Regions from separate parts of the Homo sapiens genome. Here region 1 is linked to region 2. Evidence: read pairs that join two places in POLR2A ChIA-PET (ENCODE). Cell type or tissue: Caco-2. All regions are shown on one strand.

Region 1 (4,000 bases), 110 kb after region 2:
TCATGATAGAAGTACAGTTCAAACACTGTGGCAGTCCCAGCAGGGCAGGATTCATTATGGAGTTCAGAACATGTATAACAGAAAACTGTTCACTTAAAGTAGGCTTGAAGGGTAAGCAGACTTTCAGAAAGTGAAGACAGACCAGGGAGAGTGGGTAGACTCCTGGTTGGTTGGAAGCTAGGCTGGAACAGTGGCTTTGACCTCAGATTGGGGAGAGTTTTGAATTCCATGCTATGAAGTTTGGACTCTATTTTACAGGCAATGAGAGGTTATATTTTAAAATAATCAGAGCATTAGAAAGATCATTCTGGCACTTTCATGTCTAATAGGCTGTATATGAGTGAACACTAGAGGGAGGGAGAATAGTTAATAGGTGAATGCAACTTTGAATTGAGAGGCAACCTGGCCTGATTTAGGTGGTAATTCAGAGACAGGAAATAGAAATCATCAGCTCTTGATACTTTATAAAGAGCTTTCTCATTTGATCCAAACAACCACTGGGGGATGAGTATGACTCAGAGTTCTACCTGACAATGAGGAATAAAGGGCTGATAAAAGGTAGTTGTATTGCCCAAGTTTGCTCAGCTAATAAACAATAGAGCCTTGCCACAGGCCATTGACTTCTTACTGGGAAGATACCAAAGGCAGAATCCATGTAACTGTTTGTGCAAAGGCTGAAACAAAGTCTGCATTTCTAGGGGATAGCCAAAACACTGGAAACGGAAGACAGGACAGGGGAGTCCGTTCCTCAAGCAGTATGTAGAAACACTGTCATTCAGGAATGAGGGAGGGAGGGAAGGAAGGAAAGAAGGAAAAAGAAAGAAAGAGGGAGAGAGAGAAAGAAAGAAAACAAGAAAGAAAAAGAAAGAAAGAAAGAAAGAAAGAAAGAAAGAAAGAAAGAAAGAAAGAAAGAAAGAAAGAAAGAAAGAAAGAGGGAAAGAAAGAAAGAAAGAAAGAGGGAAAGAAAGAGAGAAGAGGGAGGGAGGGAGGAAGGGAAGGAAGAAAGAAAGACAGAAAGAGTGAGCCAGGCAATATTACATGGTGGTTCACACGTATAATCCCACCACTCTTGTAGCAGGACAAGCTGCAGACAAAACTCATCAGACACCGGGTTAAAGAAGGAAGGAGCTTTATTCAGCCAGGAGCTTCAGCAGACTTGTTTCTCAAAAGCCAAGCTCCACGAGTGAGCAATTCCTGTCCCTTTTAAGGGCTTACAACTCTAAGGGGGTCTGCGTGAGAGGGTTGAGATCGATTGAGCAAGCAGGGGGCTGCACGCACTGGTAATTAGAACGGAACAGAACACGACAGGGTTTTCACAATGCTCTTCCACACAATGTCTGGAATCTATAGATAACACAAGCAGTTAGGTCAGGGGTTGATTTTTAACTACCAGGCCCAGAGCACACACCGGGCTATCTGCCTGTGGATTTCATTTCTGCCTTTTAGTTTTTATTTCTTCTTTCTTTGGAGGCAGAAATTGGGCATAAGACAATATGAGGGGTGATCTCCTCCCTTACTCTGAAAGGCCAAGGCGGGAGGATTGCTTAAGCCCAGGAGTTGGAGACCAGCCTGGGCAACATAGTGAGATTCTGCCTCTACAAAAAAATAAAAAATTAGCTGAACATGGGATACATGGGCTACACACCTATAGTCCCAGCTACTTGGGAGGTTGAGGCAGGAGGATCATTTGAGCCCAGGCAGTCAAGGCTGCAGTGAACCATGATCACACCACTGCACTCCAGCCTGGGCAGTACAAGACTCTGTCTCAAAAAAAAAAAAAAAGGAAGACAGAAGGAAGGAAAAAAGAAAGGAAGAAAGGAGGAAGGAAAAAAAGAAATGCAGTCAAAGGAAGTGCAGAAACCTAGAAAACATTTGGGAAGGATCTCCCAGGAGTTTGATTTTCTCAAGTGCAAGGTGAAGCACTTAGCTGTGGAGGCTTAGAGAGGCAATAGCTTGCCCTTGGGAGATAAGAACAAGCAACTTAAGGGTTTTCAACAGTAGCCAAATATAGTGGATGAGGAGATGGGAAAGTGGGGTAGAGAATTAAAGTAGCATATGTGAAAAATCGAGGCAAAAGGAGACTATGGAATAGACAGGCAAGCTGGTGGGATTAAAAAGGTGTAATGAGAAGGAAAAAAATACCTGGACTGATAGCACCCATTTATTTCACTCTCCCTCCTTCCCTCCATAACCCCTTCCTCCCTCACTTCCGTTTTTCCTTCCTTCCCTTGCTCCTTCCCTCCTTCCTCCCTTCATTTCCTCCTCCTTTTCTTCCACTCCTTCCTTCTTTTCTCTCTCCTTTCCCTTCCTCCTTTCCCTCCTCTTTCCCCTTCCTCCTCCTTCCCTCCTTTCTTCCTTCCTCCTCTCTCCTTTCCTTTCTATTCTCCCTCCTTTCCTACCTCCAGCCCCTTCCTTCCCTCCTTTCTTCCTTCCTCCTCTCTCCTTTCCTTTCTATTCTCCCTCCTTTCCTACCTCCAGCCCCTTCCTTCCCTCCTTTCTTCCTTCCTCCTCTCTCCTTTCCTTTCTATTCTCCCTCCTTTCCTACCTCCAGCCCCTTCCTTCCCTCCTTTCTTCCTTCCTCCTCTCTCCTTTCCTTTCTATTCTCCCTCCTTTCCTACCTCCAGCCCCTTCCTTCCCTCCTTTCTTTCCACCCTCTTTCCTTCTTTCTCCCTTTCTCCCTCTCCTCTTTCTTTCTCTCTCTCTTTCTTCCTTTCTTTCTTTTCTTTCTTTCCTTTTCTTTTCCTTTCTTTCTTTTTCCTTCCTTCCTTCCTTCCTTCCACTTTATTCTTTATTTTACTTTTTAGAGACAGAGTCTTGCTCTGTCACCCAAGCTGGAGTGCAGGAGTGTAATCATAGCTCACTATAGTTTTGAACTTCTGGGCTCAAGGGATCCTCCTGCCTTGGCCTCCCAAAGTGCTAGGATTACAGACATGAGACATCACAACGGCCTCCTTCCTTCCTCTTTAATCTACTTTGTGCCAGGCAATAACCCAGGCTTAAAGATGTAAATAAGTGACTCTGAGACAGTAAATGAAACCCTTTTAGAAAGAGAGTAATTATTTTTGTCAATGGGGTACTCTGCCTAAACATCGGAAATGATTGTGTGGGGCGGGGGGTCACACTCAGTGAAGCCTGCCATTAAAATGTCAAGCCTTCTTTATTTTTAGGAATCATTTTTCTCTGTGGTGGCTTCCAATTTTAATAACACTTTTACACCCGGGCACAGTGGCTCACACCTGTAATCCCAGCACTTTGGGAGGCCGAGGCAGGTGGATCATGAGGTCAGGAGATTGAGACCATCCTGGCTAACACAGTGAAACCCCATCTCTACTAAAAATACAAAAAATTAGCCAGGCATGGTGTGGGCACCTGTAGTCCCAGCTACTCAGGAGGCTGAGGCAGGAGAATGGCGTGAACCCAGGAGGTGGAGCTTGCAATGAGCCGAGATCGCGCCACTGCAGTCCAGCCTGGGCAACAGAGAGAGACTCCATCTCAAAAAAAAAAAAAAAGCACTTTTACATGTGTTACCTCTCTTCATCTCCACAAAAGTCCTTACTTAGTCAAAATATGCCACATAGGCCAGGTGCAGTGGCTCACGCCTGTAATCTAGCACTCTGGAAGGCTGAGACGGCAGATTGCCAGAGCTCAGGAGTTTGAGACCAGCCTGGGCAACATGGTGAAATGCCGTCTCTACCAGAATACAAAAAATCAGCCGTTGTGGTGGCAGGTGCCTGTAATCTCAGCTATTTAGGAAGTTGACGCACAAGAATTGCTTGAACCCAGGAGGCAGAGGTTGCAGTGAGCCAAGATTGTGCCACTGCACTCCATCCTGGGCGACAAAGCAAAACTCTATCTCAAAAAAAAAAAAAAATTATATATATATATATATCTATCTCACATAACTCGACGGAACCCTGGGTGAGCATTTCTCCCTGAGCTCATTCCAATGGCTATTTTTTCCTAGAGAATTCCTCCAAGATGTCCCTTCTACAGCTCAAAT
Region 2 (4,000 bases):
GGTTTGTGAAATATCCTTACAACATAGATAAAACAATGGAATTCAATAGAAAAGTTTTTGTTGTTTCCCTGGGAAGATCCAAAATGCCTGATATAACCCCTGGATTAGATAGTTGTAAAATTTGTAATGTAATATTGCCTAATATACTTCTAACGTATTACATCATATAGTAAATAAGCAATCACCCACTCAATTAATTTCTAAATTGCTGTTGGCCAAGAGAGACCACCTTTAGGATATAAAGATAGCTCAAACTCACTGGTCCATTTAATACTTGTCTCTGCGGTTAACAAGAGAAACAGAAAAACCTAGACAAAGTTCATTTATTAATTCAGCCGTTTCACTACCGACTCAGTTTTCCAATCTGTGTAACAGGGACACCCTCCACTCCTTCTATACCTCATGGAGATGCCGTTGGGATGAAGGAGTCAGTAAGTAACTACTCTAACCTCCTCAGACAGTGGATCTATAAAAATGCAAAGCAAGAGTTCCCATCTATTATACTTGCTGATGCTGTGCTTATGAGCATGGTGAAAAGGACAGAGTACCAAATAACTTGGTAGGACTAGTTTGCTGAGGGGCTTTTAATGCTCAAAATGAAAGCACTGTTTCTAGGTTCTTATCATGCAGATCTAAAGCAAATCAAACTGAATTTCAGTTCTTGTGCAATTTGTAGTTAGTTTCTCTTTTCTGAAAAATTCTCATTTTCAAATACCCCAAAGAGCCCCATCCATGTTCCTAAACCTGGCTTTACAGTAACAATGTTAAAAGTGAAACCGTTTGCATTTGTTTACTTTTAAAAATATTTTCAACCTCTTAATACAAATAGGTTGGTATTTTTTGTATTTGTAATCTTTTTCTCCTCCATGAGATATCCAAGGGATATAATTTGAGTAGAGTACCGAAGTTCTGAGTTTTTAAAATTTAAGGTGACTGTCAGAGAAGATGAGAGGAACAGAGGGCAGATACAAAATAAACTGGACAAGTCTATCTGGCAGCTGCTCAAAGCATGTTTTAAGAAATTGTTCTCAAAGCCTGCGGCTGCCAGTCTGAATCCTGAGGGGAGAGAGAGGTCTTTATTAGGAGTATCCTCCACATACTTCCAAAAGGAATGTGAGGTTTATGAAATAGAATCTGCAAAATTCCTTTTGGTTTGGTTTTTAGTGGGATGGGAGTTTTCTTTTAGAATCTGTAAAACTTTAAATTTTCACAGATAAAATAATCTATAATAATTAATATTTGATTCCTGTTTAAAGCTTACAAAGTACTTTTCACATAGAGTATTTTATTGAATCCTCACGATCACTCCAAGAGGCAGAAAGTAGAATTGTTTCCACTTTATAGACATGGAAGGAGAAACTGATTGCCCATGGAGCTTGGAGCGAGAGCTCAAACCAAGACCATTCAACATCAACTTCAATGCTCTGTCCTTGAAATTCATTATTGCACTAATACGTATTGAGCACCTACTTTGTGACAGGCACTGCCCTTAACACTGAGGATTTGCAATGTGCAGCCTTTTCACAGGTAAACACTCTCCCCACAACCCAAATATATGTATGTCAGATCCTCAAACCTCTTTCAATAATAAAATGTCTGTTCTTTCTGCAGAATACATATCCCTGCCACACATTACTAAATTTCTTCACAGCCTTCAAAGTTCTTGTTAAGTACCACCTTCTGGGGCTCCTGTCAGAATGAATTGCTTTTTGGCTGTGCAGGCTGCCTCTGTTTCGTTCTCAGGCCCGTCTGTCTTCCATCAGGTAGCTTGGATATGTCCTGTGTGAGAGCACCTACTGTGTGCCAGGCCTTGAGCGGCACTAAGGAGGCCCAGGTGAGAGAGGCAGCTCCCCGTCAGGTTCCAGGCCCCCGGCTCCTGTCACAAGCCTTCTCACAGTGGGTTCCCCGCACAGACTCGGAACATGGAATCGAGTGCCCAGGCAGGAGGAAGGGCCAGGCTGGAGGCCACGTTTCTGCCCATACTTTCAGTCAGTTCAGATAGCTTTCCTGTTTCCCTCTACCTCCTCTGCCCAGCAGTCAGGCAGTTCTCAAGCAATACTAATACAGTCAATCAAAGAAGGGTCTCCCAACCTGTTCCTGTGGTCTCTCAAGGAGCTGGGTCAAGTTTCATGCCCACTGACCTAGACCCAACCAATGTCACCTAGTCAGTCCTTCTGTCCCTCATCTCCTCAGCCACCACACTGTCAGAATCTACTTCCTAAATTACAGATTTGGTCTCAGTGCTGGAATCTATGCATTTTGGCAACCTAGAATTTATAGATCCTCTGGTCTGCAAATTTAAGTCAAAATGCTTAGCACAGTACTCCAGGATAAGGACCTGCCCTCCACCGACCTTCCAGCTTCATCTCCCTTAAACCATACCCAACTACTTCCCACTCTGTGAACTGCCCATATTTCCATCTCCCCAAGTCATCACCCACGCTCTCCTCTCTGCCTGAAGGGCTTTTCTTCTCCCACCTCCACCCCCTAATCCTACTCAGTCTTCCAGCTCCAGGACAAAGTCCACCTGTTCTTTGGAACTTTCTCTAACTCTGCAGTTCCAATGAATCTTTCTTATCTACATTTTCAAAGCACTTTGTTTATATTACATTCTTGAGTATGTTTACCATATGATAAATTATATGTGGAAAAAGCTTTGCAAACTGTATCCTCTATAAAGGTAAAGTATCATTTCTTCCACTTATTAACCTTTGATCCTTTCCCTTTCTGTATCTCCCTCCAAGAACCCATCAAAGAGTAGGAGCTCAATAAATAATAAATACCAGCCATCAATCAAACGAAATTCCTCCCACCCACAAAAGAGAAGCAGAGTCATCATATGGTACACATATGCACAACACTTTCACCTTCAGAAGTCCTCTGTGAAAGAAAGTTAAACCTTTGTATAGCATAGCTATAGGCTGGTTTTTGTTCAGTTCTAAGGACTGCTGAAAGTCTTCATGGGCTGTTGCATAGTCCTACAAAAAGGAGAGTGGGGGGAAAAATAAAATAGTATTCATTAGATATGTGAACATTTCCTAATTTTTGGCTGGTAGAGAAAAAAAATCTCAATTCATCCTCTGCCCTTTTTGGCTTTAAAGGAAACATTTCATGACACTATATATTGGTTAAGTGCTTATACTACTCATTCAAACAGTTGGGAGTTTTTTAAGAAAAGCGATTGTGAGAAAAACAAAGGTTTAATTTAAGCACTCTGTCTCAACTACAAAAAAATTTATCTCAAATAGTATTATGGTAATAATCTGTTAGAGAAATTTCTGGTACTAGCATTTTATCATACTGGATATTCCCAGAATAATTATGCCACAGATTAACATTAAAATGTGTTATGCTGAGACTCTTTTAATATATTTTCTTTGGCACAGAAAATTGTTATTTAAAGTACTATAAGCCACAGAAATAATTGTGGCAATCATAAATGCCACTCTGATGATAAAAGACAACCTTGTCAGGCTTGGGTCACTTACATAGAGAAGCTACAGTCTGGAAAGCCATGCTAGTTCAGGGTGTGTTTCTTGGGCTGTGAAACCCAAAGAAATTCAAATTGTACCGCTAAGTTTAATAATCACATTGACAACATGCACACCTGCTTCCCTATGAGGACATTTGCGAGAAAGATTGACATACAATCCACAAACTAAATTTATCTTTCTCTCTCTTTTTTTAAATGCCAGTCCAGAATTAGTTATTGCTGACAGCTCAAACAAGAAAATGTTTTTAGTACTTAATGTTCTCCACTGGGTTTAATTTCAGCTACAGAAAATGCTTTTATAACTCTTATGACACAGACATATTACTAAACAGTCAAAGCCCAAATCTATCAAAGAGTCACTTTCTGAGGTCAAGGGAAAAATGAAATCTTCATCATCATAAAAATACTTCAAGACAAAAACCAGTCACCTCTGATATGAAGTACAGGGTTCCCCGATGTCTGTACAGCCGTGCTGAGGGCTGCAGTTGGATAGCTTTAGTGAGGTCA

Evidence for each region. Peaks named below come from ENCODE experiments on the same cell type or tissue, not always from the same donor. Only the 100,000 strongest peaks of a DNase experiment are listed, where the experiment ranks them.
Region 1: POLR2A ChIA-PET joins it to region 2 with 5 read pairs; 2 of 35 experiments call an interaction of 5 or more read pairs at or near these places.

What each region holds. Positions count from the first base shown.
Region 1 is chr1:231,045,014-231,049,013 of GRCh38, forward strand. No RefSeq gene overlaps it. Among named protein-coding and RNA genes, the nearest start is that of FAM89A, 6.8 kb to the left of the region's middle. RefSeq lists a cis regulatory region at 1,842-2,130. In Caco-2, no CTCF peak of the experiment used is centred here; no DNase peak of the experiment used is centred here.
Region 2 is chr1:230,936,519-230,940,518 of GRCh38, forward strand. TTC13 (tetratricopeptide repeat domain 13) reads right to left here. Exons shown (of 23, transcript NM_024525.5): 7 at 3,922-4,000; 8 at 2,868-2,978. Among named protein-coding and RNA genes, the nearest start is that of TTC13, 40 kb to the right of the region's middle. RefSeq lists a silencer at 491-691. In Caco-2, no CTCF peak of the experiment used is centred here; a DNase peak (open chromatin) is centred at 2,473.